Linked DNA regions of Homo sapiens: region 1 is linked to region 2. Evidence: chromatin loops called from intact Hi-C (ENCODE). Cell type or tissue: natural killer cell. All regions are shown on one strand. Links, peaks and the distances in the headings refer to the core of each region. The heading gives the core; the rest is flanking DNA.

Region 1 (7,573 bases), core at 1,664-6,663, 160 kb after region 2:
TTTTTTTGAGACGGAGTCTCACCCTGTCACCCAGCCTGGAGTGCAGTGGTGTGATCTTGGCTCACTGCAAGCTCTGCCTCCTGGGTTCACGCCATTCTCCTGCCTCAGCCTCCCGAGTAGCTGGGACTACAGGCACCCACCACCACGCCCATCTAATTTTTGTAGTTTTTGTAGAGATGGGGTTTCACCATGTTAGCCAGGATGGTCTCAATCTCCTGACCTCGTGATCCACCTGTCTTGGCCTCCCAAAGTGCTGGGATTACAGGCGTGAGCCACTGCGCCTGGCCCATTTTGTATTTTTAGTAGAGACAGGGGTTTCTCCATGTTGGTCAGGCTGGTCTCGAACTCCTGACCTCAGGTGATCCACCTGCCTTGGCCTCCCAAAGTGCTGAGATTACAGGCATGAGCCAGCGCGCCCGGCCTAAGAATTAGAATTGTGGTTTTCTGATTTTCATTGGGTACATGTATAGAAGCTGCGAAGAAAACTTGACTTCGTTTTTCATTTTTGTAAGACACTGTCTCTAACATTTATCCATGCGAGGAACTCTCCCCAGCCTGGAGCTGCAGCCCAGAAACGGCACCCCTGTGTGTGTAGCATGCGTAGAGGAGTTGGCTCCTCCAGGCTGTAGGTATCACCTGCCTCACCAGCCTTGAGTTTGTCTGGAAGGCTCAGTGCCCGTGCAAAATCCCTATCTAACACTACGGGACTGTATTGTTGTTATTTTGTTATGTTTGCAAAGCTGTCTTGCTTGACCCAGGTTTAAAAATGCAGTAGCGGCCAGGAGCGGTAGCTCATGCCTATAATCCCAGCACTTTGGGAGGCAAAGGCGGGCAGATCACGAGATCAGGAGATTGAGACCAGCCTGGGCAACATGGTGAAACCCCATCTGTACTAAAAATACAAAAACTAGCTGGATGTGGTGGCGCACGCCTGTAATCCCAGCTACTTGGGAGGCTGAGGCACGAGAATCGCTTGAACCCAGGAGGCAGAGGTTGCAGTGAGCTGAGATTGCGCCACTGCACTCCAGCCTGGCAACAGAGTGAGACTCTGTCTCAAAAAAAAAAAAAAAATGCAATAACTAGCTCGGTGTGATAGAGTTTGCCTGTAGTCCCAGCTATGGAGGCTGAGGTGGGGCATCACTTGAGCCTAGAAGTTTGATGCTGTAGTGTGCTACAACCATGACCCACCTGTGAATAGCCACCACACTCCAGCCTGGGCAACAGAGAGACCCTGTCTTTAAAAACCAAAAATAATAAAAATAAATGCAACAGTCACTTGAAATTTATCATGAATTGTATATTCTTTCTCATGTGTTTTAGTGGAAATCACTGTTGTCCATGTCATGCTGCTGAAACTCCACTTCATACATACAGTACATACATACATGTATTACAGAATAGCAGTCGTATTCCCAGAGCACTTTATAGTTTTTAAACTGATCTCATTTACATAACTTCCTCATTTGGTCCCTGGTGATCATCAGGATGAGTATTAGTAGTCCCATTTTACAGATGGGGAAATAAAAACTCAAAGGAGTTCATTGACATATAGGAGCACTTGGAAATCCTTCTATCTGCAAGGGCCTTTGGTTTACAATGTCTTATTTCTCTCCTCCACCACCCTCTATGAACTTATATCCAGATTTCTCAATGACACCTGTTGACTCTCATAAAAGTGTTCTTCCCTGGAATTAGGTTCTGGATGGTGGTCACCTTGTGTCAGTTCAGAGCAAAGTTCTGGAAGGTTCAGGGGAGGGCTTGTTTTTTCAGTGTTCCTCCGTGTGATGACTGCCTCCGGGTGTCCTGAGCTTCAGGGTCACTCTGCAGCTGAGACGCAGCACTGCCTGGCTCACAGGGCACTCCCAGTCTTGTTTTGACTGTACATCGATGTCGTCTCCTGCACTGCGCTATGTGGTTTCGGGATGCAGAGTTTCACAGAAGGCATATCAGGCTGTGAATACTCCACCCCCATCCCATCACAAAAACCAGTCCAAGGAAAACACCAAATGCTAATTGAAACTAAGACAACGGCACAAATATTTATGGGGGCAGAAATTCAAACAACACTAGCAAAAACAAAGAACACATTTCAAATTGGTATTAATTAAACAAAAAGAAACACTATGGTATCTAATGTAAATATTTTGTTATCAGATCTGATACCTTCAAATGATTATTACAACTAGGAGGATAAGATAATATAAAATATTTACTTAAAAAAATTAATTTTAGCCATTTGCCTTCATATTGGTCCATGCTGCCATGGAAAAGGCCTGGGATAGGAGTCAGAATAAATGCCAGAAGTAGCTATGTCATTCTGAGCATGTCACCTAACATTGTCCAACGTGGCTTTCAGTTTCCTCAACTGAGAAGAAAAGAAGAGATGAGAGGAGATAAGAAAACAAAAAGAAAGGTTGGGAAAGAGAGGTAGCTCAGCAAATGTATCATCCACAGGGGCTGAACTATGTGATCTCTGATGTACTGGTTTCTATTGGTTCAGAGTGTGGACTCAAGCCAGGGTGCCCAGGTTCAAATCCTAGCTCCCTCATCTACTGGCTGTGTGACCTTGACATATTTCTTCACTTCTCTGCACCTTCATTTCCTTATTTGGGAAACCCAGCCTCACTGAGTTGTGAGCATTAAATTATTAAATATACAAATATATACGTACTGAATAGTTCCTAGCACATGGTAAGTACCTGGGAAATGTTAGGTCTTAGGGTTTTTTTTTTTTTCTGAGACAGAATTTTGCTCTGTTGCCCAGGCTGGAGTGCAGTGGTACGATCTCAGCTCACTGCAACCTCCGCTTCCTGGGTTCAAGTGATCCTCCCACCTCAGCCCCCAACCCGTCTCCCTCAGTAGCTGGGTCTACAGGTGTGCACCACCTCACCCGGCTCAGTTTTCTATTTTTGTAGAGGCAAGGTTTCAGCATGTTGCCCAGGCTGGTCTCAAACACCTGAGCTCAAGCCATCCTCCCACCTCAGCCCCCGAAAGTGCTGGAATTACAGGCGTGAACCACTGCATCTGGCTAGGTCTTAGTATTATTATTAGATAATCTTACTTGGAGGATAAAATAATGTACATTGGAGGAAAAAAAAAGTGTAGAGGACTTCTCTAAGGATTCTGTGTTTTGCCCAGAGTATAAATAGCAGAAAGGAAGGAAACTAATATTTATTAGGTACCTACTTTACGTGTGTGTATGTGTGTGTGTGTGTGTGCGTGTGTTGTGTCTGTGTATAGTATATTTTGAGTCAGGATCTCGCCCTGTTTCCCAGGATGGAGTGCAGTGGTCTGATCATAGCTCACTGCAGGATTGAACTCCTGAACTCAAATGATCCTCCTGCCTTGGCCTCCTGAGTAGCTAGGACTACAGGCATGTGCCATTATGCCTGTCTAATTTTTAATTTTTAAAAATTTCCATAGAGACAGAGTCTTGCCATGTTGCCCAAGTTGGTCTCAAACTCCTGGCCTCAAGAGATCCGCCTGCCTTGGCCTCCCCAAAGTACCTATTATATTTGAAGCTACTATATTCCCATTGACTAGATGAAGGTGGCACAAATGAGGACTGAAAAAATATCTTCTCCGGGAATGAATCCTGTGAAATAAGTATTTTTCTTTCCTTTTCAAGAGAGGAGTCTGAAGATCAGAAAGGCTAAGTAACTTGCTTGAGGTCACATAGCTAGCAATGGCTGAGGGGGGATTTGAACCCCAGTCTCCATGGCTCTGAAGCCCATGCTGCTTCCCTTATGACATACTTTCCAGGAGATTTTGGCCAGGAAGGGCATATTCGTGTGTCCTGCCCAGACTGAGACGGGGCTTTGGCTTGGTGACGGTTGCTTCAGCAGAGCACGACCAGGGTGCTGGTAATTTCACCACACGCTGCCTTCATCCCAGCCGCTGTCGTCTCCTCTCTTCCAGCTGCTACCACCATCCAACCACCCCCTCTCCCTTCCGCGAATATGATCAGTGTCAGGCCAGGATGGGTTTCATATGAGGTTATGTTTCATATGTAAAGTAGTGGACAGATAGCTGATCCTCAGCTGGTATATAAAGTAGGTATTCAATATGTTTGCTTTTCCTTCCTAGCCAAGAAGACACACCATTGCCCCTCCCTCTGTGCTCCTGTCCCGTCTCTTTTGCTCCTTTAACCTCTACAGCAGTGATGCCTGCTTTAGGCCAAAAAACCCAGGTGACTTGGACATTCACGTTCAAGGCACTTCTTTTGCTAGTCACTGTATCAATTATTAAGAATACACAGGTAAATAAAGCATGGCCCCTGCTCTTGGGGAATTCACACATAACTGGGGAGAAATGTCTAAAAATGGTTAAGGCTCATTTTTGCAGGTGCATGCAGAAAGCCAGGAATGGTGGTAGGGGAGGTAATGACTCTGTCTGCCAGAGGACTGGCGAAATCCCACTAGACAATGTGATTTCCCACCTAGAGAAGAGTTCAAGGGGTGAGAGGAAGGGCAAAATAAAGACAACCACATATGTAAAGGCCCAGAGTCATGAAAGACTACAAGACATCCAGGAAGTGGTGAGAAACCACGTGTGTGTGTAGCAAACGGTGCCTGGGGAGGATGTGGGCTGACTGGGAGGGGTCTTGTGTGCAGCTTCAGAGCCTGCAATGTGCCCAGAGGCAGGGAGCCAGAGAGACTGGATGGAGGTGGAATTGATATGTAAGAAGCTCACTCTGGGCCAGGAGAGGTGGCTTATGCCTGTAATCCCAGCATTTTGGGTGGGCGAGGCCGGTGGATCACCTGAGGTCAGGAGTTCCAGACCAGCCTGACCAACATGATGAAACCCTGTCTCTACTAAAAATACAAAAATTAGCCGGGTGCGGTGGGGGGCACCTGTAATCCCAGCTGTTGGGGGCTGAGGCAGGAGAACTGCTTGAACCTGGGAGGTAGAGGTTGCAGTGAGCCAACATTGTGCCACTGCACTCCAGCCTGGGCAAAAGAGCAAGACTCTGTCTCAAAAAAAAAAAAAAAAAAAAGGAAGCTCACTTTGGCAGTACATATGTTTTGAGAATGCTGTGGTGTGGGGATAGATTTGTGGAGGAAAAGCAGTCAGGAGGCTGTCTTCCTAATTCATCTGTGGACTCCAGGGTCTCCTCTATGGTAGGTGGTGGAAGGGACAACTGAAGTGCAATGGTTGAGGTGGCATCACCAGGATTTCGTGACTGGTGGGATGTGAAAACTCAGGGAGGGGAGGCATCAAGGGTCATACGCATGATTCTCCTTGGGAGACTGAGCTGTGGGAACCATTTAACGGAGGCAAGAACACAGGAGGAGTGTCACCGACCGCAGGTTCTTGGGCCCCCATGCAACAGAAGTTGACACAAGGCCAAGCAAGTTCCCCAGACAAGACTTTATTCCAGGTTTATATTTGAACACAAGGGATACAGCACTGGAGGGAGAGTTCTCTGGCTGGCTCCCCAGGGTATGTCTGGTGTTTCTAGGAAGGTTGACAGGCATCTACATGAGCTATGTGAGTGTCGTGACATGTGCAGAGTGGAGCGCAGGGCGCACAGGTGCAGTGAGCAAGCAGGTTAGTACCCGCACCGCAGGATCACAAAATGGCAGCAAAGTCCCTTCCCGGGTGGGGATTTTAGTATTATGATGAGGCAAGGGGTAAAGGTTGGTCATTCGTCTGGTCTTGTGCACATGCGGTCGATAGGGTTAACTCCCGTGAGTAAGATTGACTGTGGGATGCTGTTTATCTTCGTTCCTTCAAGGTTTTGCAGTCAGTGGGGATGGCACCAATGATAGGAGGTGATATAAGATCTGGTAATAGGAGGGTATAGAAAAAAGTGTGTTAGAGGTGGGGGCTGAGTCCTGTCCCTACTCTGTCTCCTTAGTGGGGACAGAGGCCAAGTTCCTCCCTACTCAGGAGGACAACTTTGGCCAGGGGCATAACAAAATGAGGCTTTGATAGGTTAAGTTTGAGGTGCTAGGTGACAGCAATACAAAAACATCCAGTCAGTGGGCCACAGAAAACACAGGGCTGGGGGCTGGGAGAGAAGTCGACCCACTGGCTTATGATAGTTCAAGAAATAGGAACTGATGAGCTTACAGTGGAGAAAATACTGTACCTTGGCAAATACAGTCATTTAAGGAGCAGGTAGAGGAGGAGTCAATGAAAGGGTTAGAGAAAAGACAGTCTAAGAAGAGGAAAGAAAAACCAGAGAATGAAGTGTCCCTGTGGACTGGCAAGTTACCGGAAGCAGGGTGAGACCCAGAGAGCCGACTACCCTGGAGAGGTCAGATAGAGTGAGAACTAAAGTAAGCTATCATCGTGTGAACCCCGAACATCTGAGACAGGTCTCAGTTAATTTAGAAAGTTTATTTTGCAGGGTTGAGGATCCAAGGTTGAAGACGCGGGCCCATGACGCAGCCTCAGGAAGTTCTGAAGACACGTGCTTAAGGTGGTCAGAGCACAGCTTGGCTTTTTTTTTTTTTTTTTTTTCTGAGACAGAGTCTTGCTCCATCACCCAGGCTGGAGTACAGTGGCACAATCCTAGCTCACTGCAACCTCTGCCTCCCGGGTTCAAGCAATTCTCCTGTCTTAGCCTGTCGAGTAGCTGGGACTACAGGTGCCTGCCACCACACCCGGCTAACTTTTGTATTTTTAGTAGAGACAGGGTTTCAACATGTAGGACAGGCTGGTCTCGAACTCCTGACCTCAGGTGATCTGCCCGCCTTGGCCTCCCAAGGTGCTGGGATTACAGGCGTGAGCCACCGTGCCGGGCCACTCGCTATAATTTCACGTTTCCTTTACCTTATGTAAAATGTAGAGCTACTGAGCAAGAGAGGAATGCATAATTGCCATTTACCCCCAACTCTCTTCACATGTAAAGTGTAGATTCACTGAGAGCTAGGCAGAGCCTCACAAGAATGTGACCACTTGCCTCATTGCCCAACCTCTTTTTCCCCCCCTTCTCCTTTTTTACCCTCTTCCCCCCCACCCCCTCCTTTCCCTCCTGCTTCCTCTTTCCCCTTTAGATACTGAAGTCCTCAAAACCCTCTGGAAAAAGCATGGGACACAGATTCTCCTGTGACTTGTATTTCTTTTTCCTGGGCGTATCCTCAACCTTGGCAAAATAAACTTCAAAATCAATTGAGATTTGCCTGTCACTTTTTGATTTATGTTGTGAAGGAAGACAAGCACATGGAAAAGCATGTTAGATATGATAAACGCTATGGTTAAAGGAAGGCAGGGCATGGGTCAGGGCGCAACCACCCCATGGGTTCTTCCTGCCCACTGCAGACAAAACCAATTCACGGAGACCATGGCGTTGCAATAAAGACAGAGTTTAATTGACATGAGGCCGGCCACACCACGTGGGAGATGAAGTTATTATTCAAATCAATCTCCCTGAAGATTTGGAGGCCAAGGTTTTTCAAGGATAGTTTGACAGGCCAGGGAATCTTATTCTAGGTGGGGCCACAGGACCCCTTGGTGGGTCTGGGTGGAGCCACTGGTCCTGAAAAGACATTTCAAAAGGCCAATTTTAAGTTTTAAAATAGTGATGTTACCTGCAGGAGTAATTGGGGAAGTTGCAAATCTTGTG
Region 2 (7,573 bases), core at 1,284-6,283:
CGTTAGGGGTGAACAGAGCAAGTGCATTGATTTTCACCTGCCCAGGCGAGCATCTCACATGCGCTCTATCTACACCTTGAGCTCCCAGCAGCCTCATCGGCAAACAAACTACCCCGGGACAGATTCCCCAAGAAACACTTGCGTCATTGCCATACACAGATTTTGAAAGGGTTGATGAGGACCGTCTGGACCCTGCACAAAGGGCAGGGTCATCTTTCAACCTTTCACTCCTGAGACTTCAACCCCACGACTCGTTGCATGTGGATGGAAGAGGAATGTGACCGCCCTGGGGCTCTGTGGTCACAGTGTAAGACTGAGGGTCTCTTAGCTTCCCAGGACCATGGGAAGCTATGACACTTTCTAGTAGCCTGAATATTGCTTGCTGACACCACTAGTTAATAGATGTTCAATCCATTCGTCATTCCATCCTGGAACATGTCTGTGTGTGAGGTACTCAAAACTGTACATTCAGTTGTAAACAGCACTGACAGAGAAATACACATGCTGTGGGAACTCCTGCCATGCTGCTACTCAATCACCGGCTGCACACTAGGGGAGCCGGGCAGGCTGGCATCACATGCCTGGGAATCTGCCCCAGACCTCGAGTCCTCCACCTCAAGAGAGGCTTGTGGGCTGCCCCCCTCCTCTGCTTCCTGACCCTTGTGCCTTCAGCACAACTTGGTGACTGGCAGCCTGGCAGCCTTACCTTCCCATCAGCACCCAGCTCCACACCTTCCAGACCAATGATCTCTTTCAAACTCACTGCACCAGTTGATTGTCTTCCTCCGTCCAACTTCAAGTCCCTGGGAGGACAAGTCAGAGGAAAAAAAAATGCTTTTGTGTGCACCTCAAAGAGCCATGAGGATGCTTACTCCATGAGACAACACAGTCACACCGATGAAAATGACCAGGTGAGCCCTGGTGATGGGACAGCCCGTTGTCCCTCTTCGGGCGCTTGCCAGTGATGCCTTGTTGCAACCACTTTGACATAAATGAAATCCAACTGAACAGAAAGCCTGAAGATGAAGCTGATGGTTTACAGACATCCCTCCCTCTTCCATGAGGCCCCTTATATTCCTAGAGACGGCCAATGAACATGAGGCCAGAGAGCATTCCCTGGGCATCGTGGGACCACAGTTTGCTGGGATCTAGCTGCTGGGTTCTTTCTTTCTTTGTTTTTTTGTTTTGTTCTGAGACGGAGTTTCACTCTTGTTGCCCAGGCTGCAATGCAATGGCACGATCTCGGCTGACTGCAACTTCTGCCTCCCAGGTTCAAGCGATTCTTCTGCCTCAGCCTCCTGAGTAGCTGGGATTACAGGCGCGCACCACCACGGCCGGCTAATTTTTTGTATTTTTAGTACAGACGGGGTTTCACTATGTTGGCCAGGCTGGTCTCAAACTCCTGACCTCAGGTGATCCACCCATCTCAGCCTCCCAAAGTGCTGGGATTACAGGCGTGAGCCACAGCAGCCAGCCTGGGTTCTTTCTAATGCTGCATGAGACCACCTCTCCTTGCTGCTCCCCTTTCTTAGGAGAAATGAATTCTTATCCTAAACACCTACTGGGTTTATTGTTGGTGATGAAAGAATTAATGCCACAGTAGTCACTTCTACCTTGACAGACCACCTAGAAAATGAATATCTTTTAATAGAGGAATAATCTCTAGTAATAACAAGTAATCATTCATTCATTCATTCAGGGATGAAGCCTTGCTCTGTTGCTCAGGATGGAGTACAGTGGTGTGATCATGGCTCACTGTAGCCTCAAACTCTTGGGCGCAAGCCATCCTCCCGTCTTGGCCTCCTAAAGTGCTGGGATTACAGGTGTGAGCTACCATGCCTGGCCAAACAAGCATTTATTTAGCACTTTACTATTTCCAAAGACTCACACATCATTTCTTTGGTTCTTTAAGATGACCCTATGAGAAAGGTACTACTATTTTGATCCAATTTACAGAGGAGGAAACTGAGGCCCTTGGGAGATTGCCAAGGTCACCAGGACGGTAGGTTGGAGAGTTCATCCAATGTCATTTCTAGTACATCACATTGCCGTGGAGATGCAAGATGGACCTATGCTCAGGTGTAACTGCTCACACCTCAAAGGACCACACCCTTCCCCTACGGTAATTTTTAAAATTTGCCACATATCAGAATTGTACGGGGATCTCTGACAAACTGTTATCTGGCTCCCACCCCCAGGCAGTTGGCATGGGCTGTGACCTGGACACCAGGAGTTTTAAACACTCCCCAGGCGATTCTAAACTGCAGCCATGTTTGGGAATGACCAGGTCTTCATGTTCTGACATCCAGTGCCTGTTAGTCAAAGGCACCTCAGACCCACAGCATACTTGCTGTGTGGCCTGGATGGAGGGACCATATTCAGGGGTCATCTCCTACAACCTATGCAAGAACGAATATAAGGCAGGGGCAAATTGCTCCCAGCCAAAGACAAAGTCATCAGGTAAGAAGAGAGGAGGGAGCCAAGCGAGTGGTGAGAAGAGAAGGGAAAAAAGCTATCCTCCAATATAGAAAAAAAAACAGGGATGCTCTGATTCTGTTGAGCCATCATCCTAGTCTCTGGGCATTACATGAATGAGCCGGCTCCCTTATCCTACCCATAATGTGGAGTCTAATTAACAGAAATGCCCAAGACCTTCTGTGCCCAGTAAGTGCTGCATTTCCACAGCAGGCTTCCTGGGAGGCCATGGTAGTGCCACCCTCAAAACATCTCTGGAGTCCCGTTCAGAATCGACACCAAAGTCATGCAGAAGAAAGCCAACAACCAACTCTGTTCACACCCACAAGACCGTCTGCCCTACTGCTGCAGCTGCTATGCAGGCACCCCAGGGCGATTCTCAAAAGGCTTCTTAAAGCAATTAAGGATGGAGATGATGAATGCACAGGGGCACTGGCATAGGGAAGTGCCTACAAAGCAAAAACGTGAACAAGGCAATGAAGCAAAAATACCTGCGGTGGGCAGGGAGGGAGGGGACTGACCACATGCAGAGCAGGACAAAAACAGCAGTGTCTTCCTTTTCATTCAAGGACCAGCAGCTCAGTTCCATGGGCTTCCTACTTTTCCAAAGCCAAAGCCAGCAAGCATGGTCTTCAAATTCCCAACTCCCAAATAATTTTCTCCTTGTTTCCATTTTGCCAGATGGAGAATGTTACTTAGGGCTGAAATTAAGAGAGAAGTAGGGAATATCTTTTTGGAGTGAGTAGGCCAAGGGAAATAAGGAGAATTCCAATAAGCCCATACTGAGAGGGTTCTCAGATGGAGAGCTGGCTGCAGGCAGGGGCAGTCTCAGTCCATTTTCATATCCTGTCTATACAACGTCTGATATGTAACGAACTATTTACTGAGCTGAGCTAGTGTGGCTCTTTGCTGTCTCGCCGGTACTGGTACATGCAGATGGCATGAAACTTGGGTGATTTTCCACTGTGCCCCTTTTCATCTGTCTTCAATTTGCTCACAGGCTCACTGCTTCCCCGGGGCAGCCTTGTCCTGGCCAGCTGTCTGCCTGCCGCCAAATGTGCACATCACACATCACAGTTAACAGAACCAAACCAGTCGCGCCTCTTCCACACTCCCCTTCTTGGCATTTCCTCCAAAGGAAATGAAGCCCTAACAAAAAAAAAATATAGTCATGTGCTCGTATAAAGTCCAAGATTCTATTCCATGAGATAAAACCCAAACCCATTTAAAGAAACAGGGATTCTTAGAAACAGGGATTCCAGTGGATTGTCCAAGCGTCTCAGCGACACTTGGGACCACAAGAAAGACGGGCAAGGCTCCACCAACCCTACCCACAGAACTGGTCCCTCGAGAAATAACGTGACTCACTGCAGTCACCACTTCCCCCTGGCTTTCTACTTACGTCATTCTACTTTCTAAATTGCTAAGGCTAAGCCGAGTAAGAAAATAAGCAAGAATAGTGGGGCCACCCTCAACTGCTACTGGAGACACGTGAGGCTTGTTACAGACCAGTGCCACGCAACAGAACTTCCTGTGATGACGGAGATGGTCCTTATCTACCGTGTTCCATACGATGGTTACGTGTGGCAACTAAGTGCTTGAAATGTGAACAGTTGACTGAGAAACTGAATTTTTATTTAATTTTAATTAATTTAAATGTAAATTGCCACATGTGGCTAGTGACTACTAAGACCCAGTGCTTCCTTGGCAGGACTTTTGCTACCCTTATTTTATAAGTTCCTATGGCAAGATAATATAGTCATAGATACTCAGTGACATGGATTTGGTCTCCCAGTTTTCTTCCCAAGAGTGGCCTATTTTCTGCCTATTGCCTCTGGGGATGTTTAAATTACAGGCCACTGCAGAGGGAGCAGCAGTGCAAGATTCTCCTAAGTCGGAAGGGAAATGACCATGGGGTCCATGATCAAATGGGACCCATGCCTTGCACCATCAGCACCCCAAGAACAGGGCTCCCAGCCATGATAAAGATTCGTAATTCACATCTGGCACAGAGCAGCAGATCTTTTTGCCTGGAGGGGTCACGGGGCGGGTGTGACAGTTTTGGCAGTGCTAGGGCAACCAAAGGAACAACAACCAGCATGTGTTCCCCAAATCCTAGGCATTACAGTAGGTTCCAGGCCCTTCTTTGCACAATACTGGAGATGGGGAGGGAGGAATGCCCAGTGAAAAGTGAGTCTCAATTTCCCCTCAGCCTTGTAGAAGGGGGGTTTACAGTTCATATTAAGTAGATTTAAAAAGAAGAAATGAGGTATTTCTTGTACGCCAAAGCTAGTCACACTTCAAAACTTCGCTGATACAGTAATAAATATCATCTCAGCTCTAGAACACTGACAGCTTCGTGATGGCAGAGGGCAACTTTTCCACGCTTTTCCTCCCTCAGATTCAGGGAGAGGTTATCACTAACTTCAGGGCTACCATTTTGCTGGCCTGGAATTAAGAGCATACACGTACAGGCGTGGGCATAGTCAGCCGTCCACAGAAAACAAAACAGATCTCATTTCTAACAATGTCAGTTTCTTATAGGTTTTTTTTGTTTTTGTTTTGAGATGGAGTCTTGCTCTGTCACCCAGGCTGGAGTGCAGTGGTGCGATCTCAGCTCACTGCAAGCTCCGCCTCCTGGGTTCATGCCATTCTCCTGCCTCAGCCTCCCGAGTAGCTGGGACTACAGGCGCCTGCCGCCATGCCCGGCTAATTTTTTGTATTTTTAGTAGAGACAGGGTTTCACCATATTAGCCAGGATGGTCTCGATCTCCTGACCTTGTGATCCGCCCGCCTGGCCTCCCAAAGTGCTGGGATTACAGGTGTGAGCCACCGCGCCTGGCCCTTCTCATAGCTTTTTAATTTGTATATGTTAAGACTCTTGGGATCTAAAAAATACATCTTTCACAAAGAGGCTGACAAACTTTTCCGGGTTCATTCTTCTTAGGTAAGGGCTCTGATCAATGTTGCTGGAATCTTTCTGATATTAACATGAAACATGAAATTGCTGTTCTTTGGTCGTACTTGACCCCCATAAACAGCAGTTTCACATTGTGCCACATAGCTTAACAGCTCAGGCAACTGCTCAGTCTTTATGTGTGAGTGAAAAGCAGGCAAGACCCATGGTCTTTGCTGTCCCTCTCTTTTGGAAGCCTAGAACGTTGGAGTTGCATGCAGAAAGGAACTCTGAATGGTGGAGATTCGCTCCAAAAGAATCTTTTAAAAACTCCAGTGAGAAAGAATGAAGCAGAAGTCCCAGTGGAGTGTGATGAAATCTTGGTATTTTCTAAGATCATTGTTCTGAATTCTCATTAAAATGGTATATTAAAAATAGAAATATCTGTTTGGCTGAAATGCCAGCACTAACTCTCCAGCACCAGGAAATAGAGCTAGAGAATGTCGAACTGCAGCTGAAAGTAATTAAAAGCAAACTGAAGTTGAAGTTTTCACTTTCTTTGAAAGAGCCAGATTTTTCCCAGACACATCTAGTGTTCAAATACTAATTTATTTTTTAATAATTTTTGAGATGGAGTTTTACTCTTGTTGCCTAGGCTGGAGTGCAGTGGTGCGATCTCGGCTCACTGCAACCTCTGCCTCCCAGGTTCAAGCGATTCTCCTGCCTCAGCCTCCCGAGTAGCTGGGATTACAGGCGCCTGCCACCACACCCGGGTAATTTTTGTATTTTTAGTAGAGATGGGGTTTCACCACGTTGGCCAGGTGGTCTTGAACCCCTGAACTCAGTTGATCCGCCCTCCTCAGCCTCCTAAAGTGCTGGGGTTGCAGCCGTGAGCCACCGTGCCTGGCCCTACTAATTTACTTATATTCCACTTCCTTTTAAAAATGGCATAGAGGCAAGTTCAAATACTACACATGAATATTGTCTAAAGTTGTGTATATTAGGTTAAAATGTTGCAGCTTTTACTCAGAGGTGAACACGGTTAGTCAGGTTATAGGAAGTGATCTCATTTCTACAGACACCCTAACTGAACTACTGGCAAGGAACTGTGGACGATGCAAGGTTGTCATTCCTTCTCTCTACAGTCCTGGGTAGCGCTGCAGCTTAGCCACATGTACCTAGAGGAGCTGCTTTCACATTCTGTGCAAGTTTGTGAACTTCTGCAGAGGCTGTAGGCAACAAGCACACTGAAAATCCAGCACAAAGATATATACTTTTTTTTTTTTTTTTTTTAAACAAAGGCTGACATTTAAAACTGGCCCACGGGGGTGGGGGAGTGGGAGTGACTGGAGGGGGTAAAAGGGAGGGACTCAGAAGATGGGGGTGGGGATTAAAACAGGAGGTAAAAGCACATTTGGGGAGACAGCCAAGCAGCAGTTATACCGTTAAGCAATGAGCAGAAAAACAGGCTGGTTCATTTTGGGAGTGTAAACTCATCCTTCATAGGATGGCACCAAAATTAATTTAATGTAGCTCTCCTTGAATGCCTGTAATTTCACTGTTAGAAACCCCTGGACCCCTGTCTTAGTTTTGGCTTCTTCAGCACAAAGCACACATGCACAGCTGTGGAGTCACCTGATCAAAGCAGGTGGCTAATCTAGCTATCTTGGGGCCAAAGGGGAATACCTAGGTCATTATTAATCATAAAACGGCCGACTCTGGACTTCATCTTTTGTAAAAGGCAAAATGATTTTTAGTTTCCTCTTCTGTGGCTCCCTGGCAGAGGCCCAGCCAGCTGCTCACTGAGCCATAATGCATGAAACAGATTCTGACAGGAAAACAAGATTCCCTATTAGATAACAAGAAGTTCAAGCTATGGCCCTTTCCTCAGGGAGCATGATCAATGAACTAATTAATATTACTCTCTTAAAAAAAGACAAGACTTAAATATCTAACACCTGGAAACTAGATGGAAAAAGTGTGATCCAATTAACTAGGTTCCAAGGCTTTCTGCTTCCAAAATGGAGTGGTCCTGACTTCTCTCCACCATCCTTTCTCTAATGGTGCTCTAAGCCCAAGAACTTGGAACACCTGCCAGGAGCTCCACTAGGCGCTAGCTCTTCAAAGGACAACAATAGGTTGAACACTTTGATGTGTCAATAATTTAAAAGCCAATTAAATATTAACAGGATTTCCAGACCC

Evidence for each region. A loop is a pair of places that touch in the nucleus more often than their neighbours do. Peaks named below come from ENCODE experiments on the same cell type or tissue, not always from the same donor. Only the 100,000 strongest peaks of a DNase experiment are listed, where the experiment ranks them.
Region 1: it touches region 2 in a loop (15-fold over the local background); 10 of 110 quality-filtered maps call a loop at or near these places.

The regions. Positions count from the first base shown.
Region 1 is chr18:23,068,509-23,076,081 of GRCh38, reverse strand. No RefSeq gene overlaps it. Among named protein-coding and RNA genes, the nearest start is that of CABLES1, 63 kb to the left of the region's middle. In natural killer cell, for the core only: no CTCF peak of the experiment used is centred there; DNase peaks (open chromatin) are centred at 4,571 and 6,401; H3K27ac peaks cover 1,560 bases.
Region 2 is chr18:23,227,838-23,235,410 of GRCh38, reverse strand. CABLES1 (Cdk5 and Abl enzyme substrate 1) reads right to left here. Exons shown (of 10, transcript NM_001100619.3): 5 at 707-803. Among named protein-coding and RNA genes, the nearest start is that of CABLES1, 96 kb to the right of the region's middle. RefSeq lists enhancers at 3,341-3,390, 3,511-3,670. In natural killer cell, for the core only: no CTCF peak of the experiment used is centred there; DNase peaks (open chromatin) are centred at 2,820, 3,500 and 3,920; H3K27ac peaks cover 1,934 bases.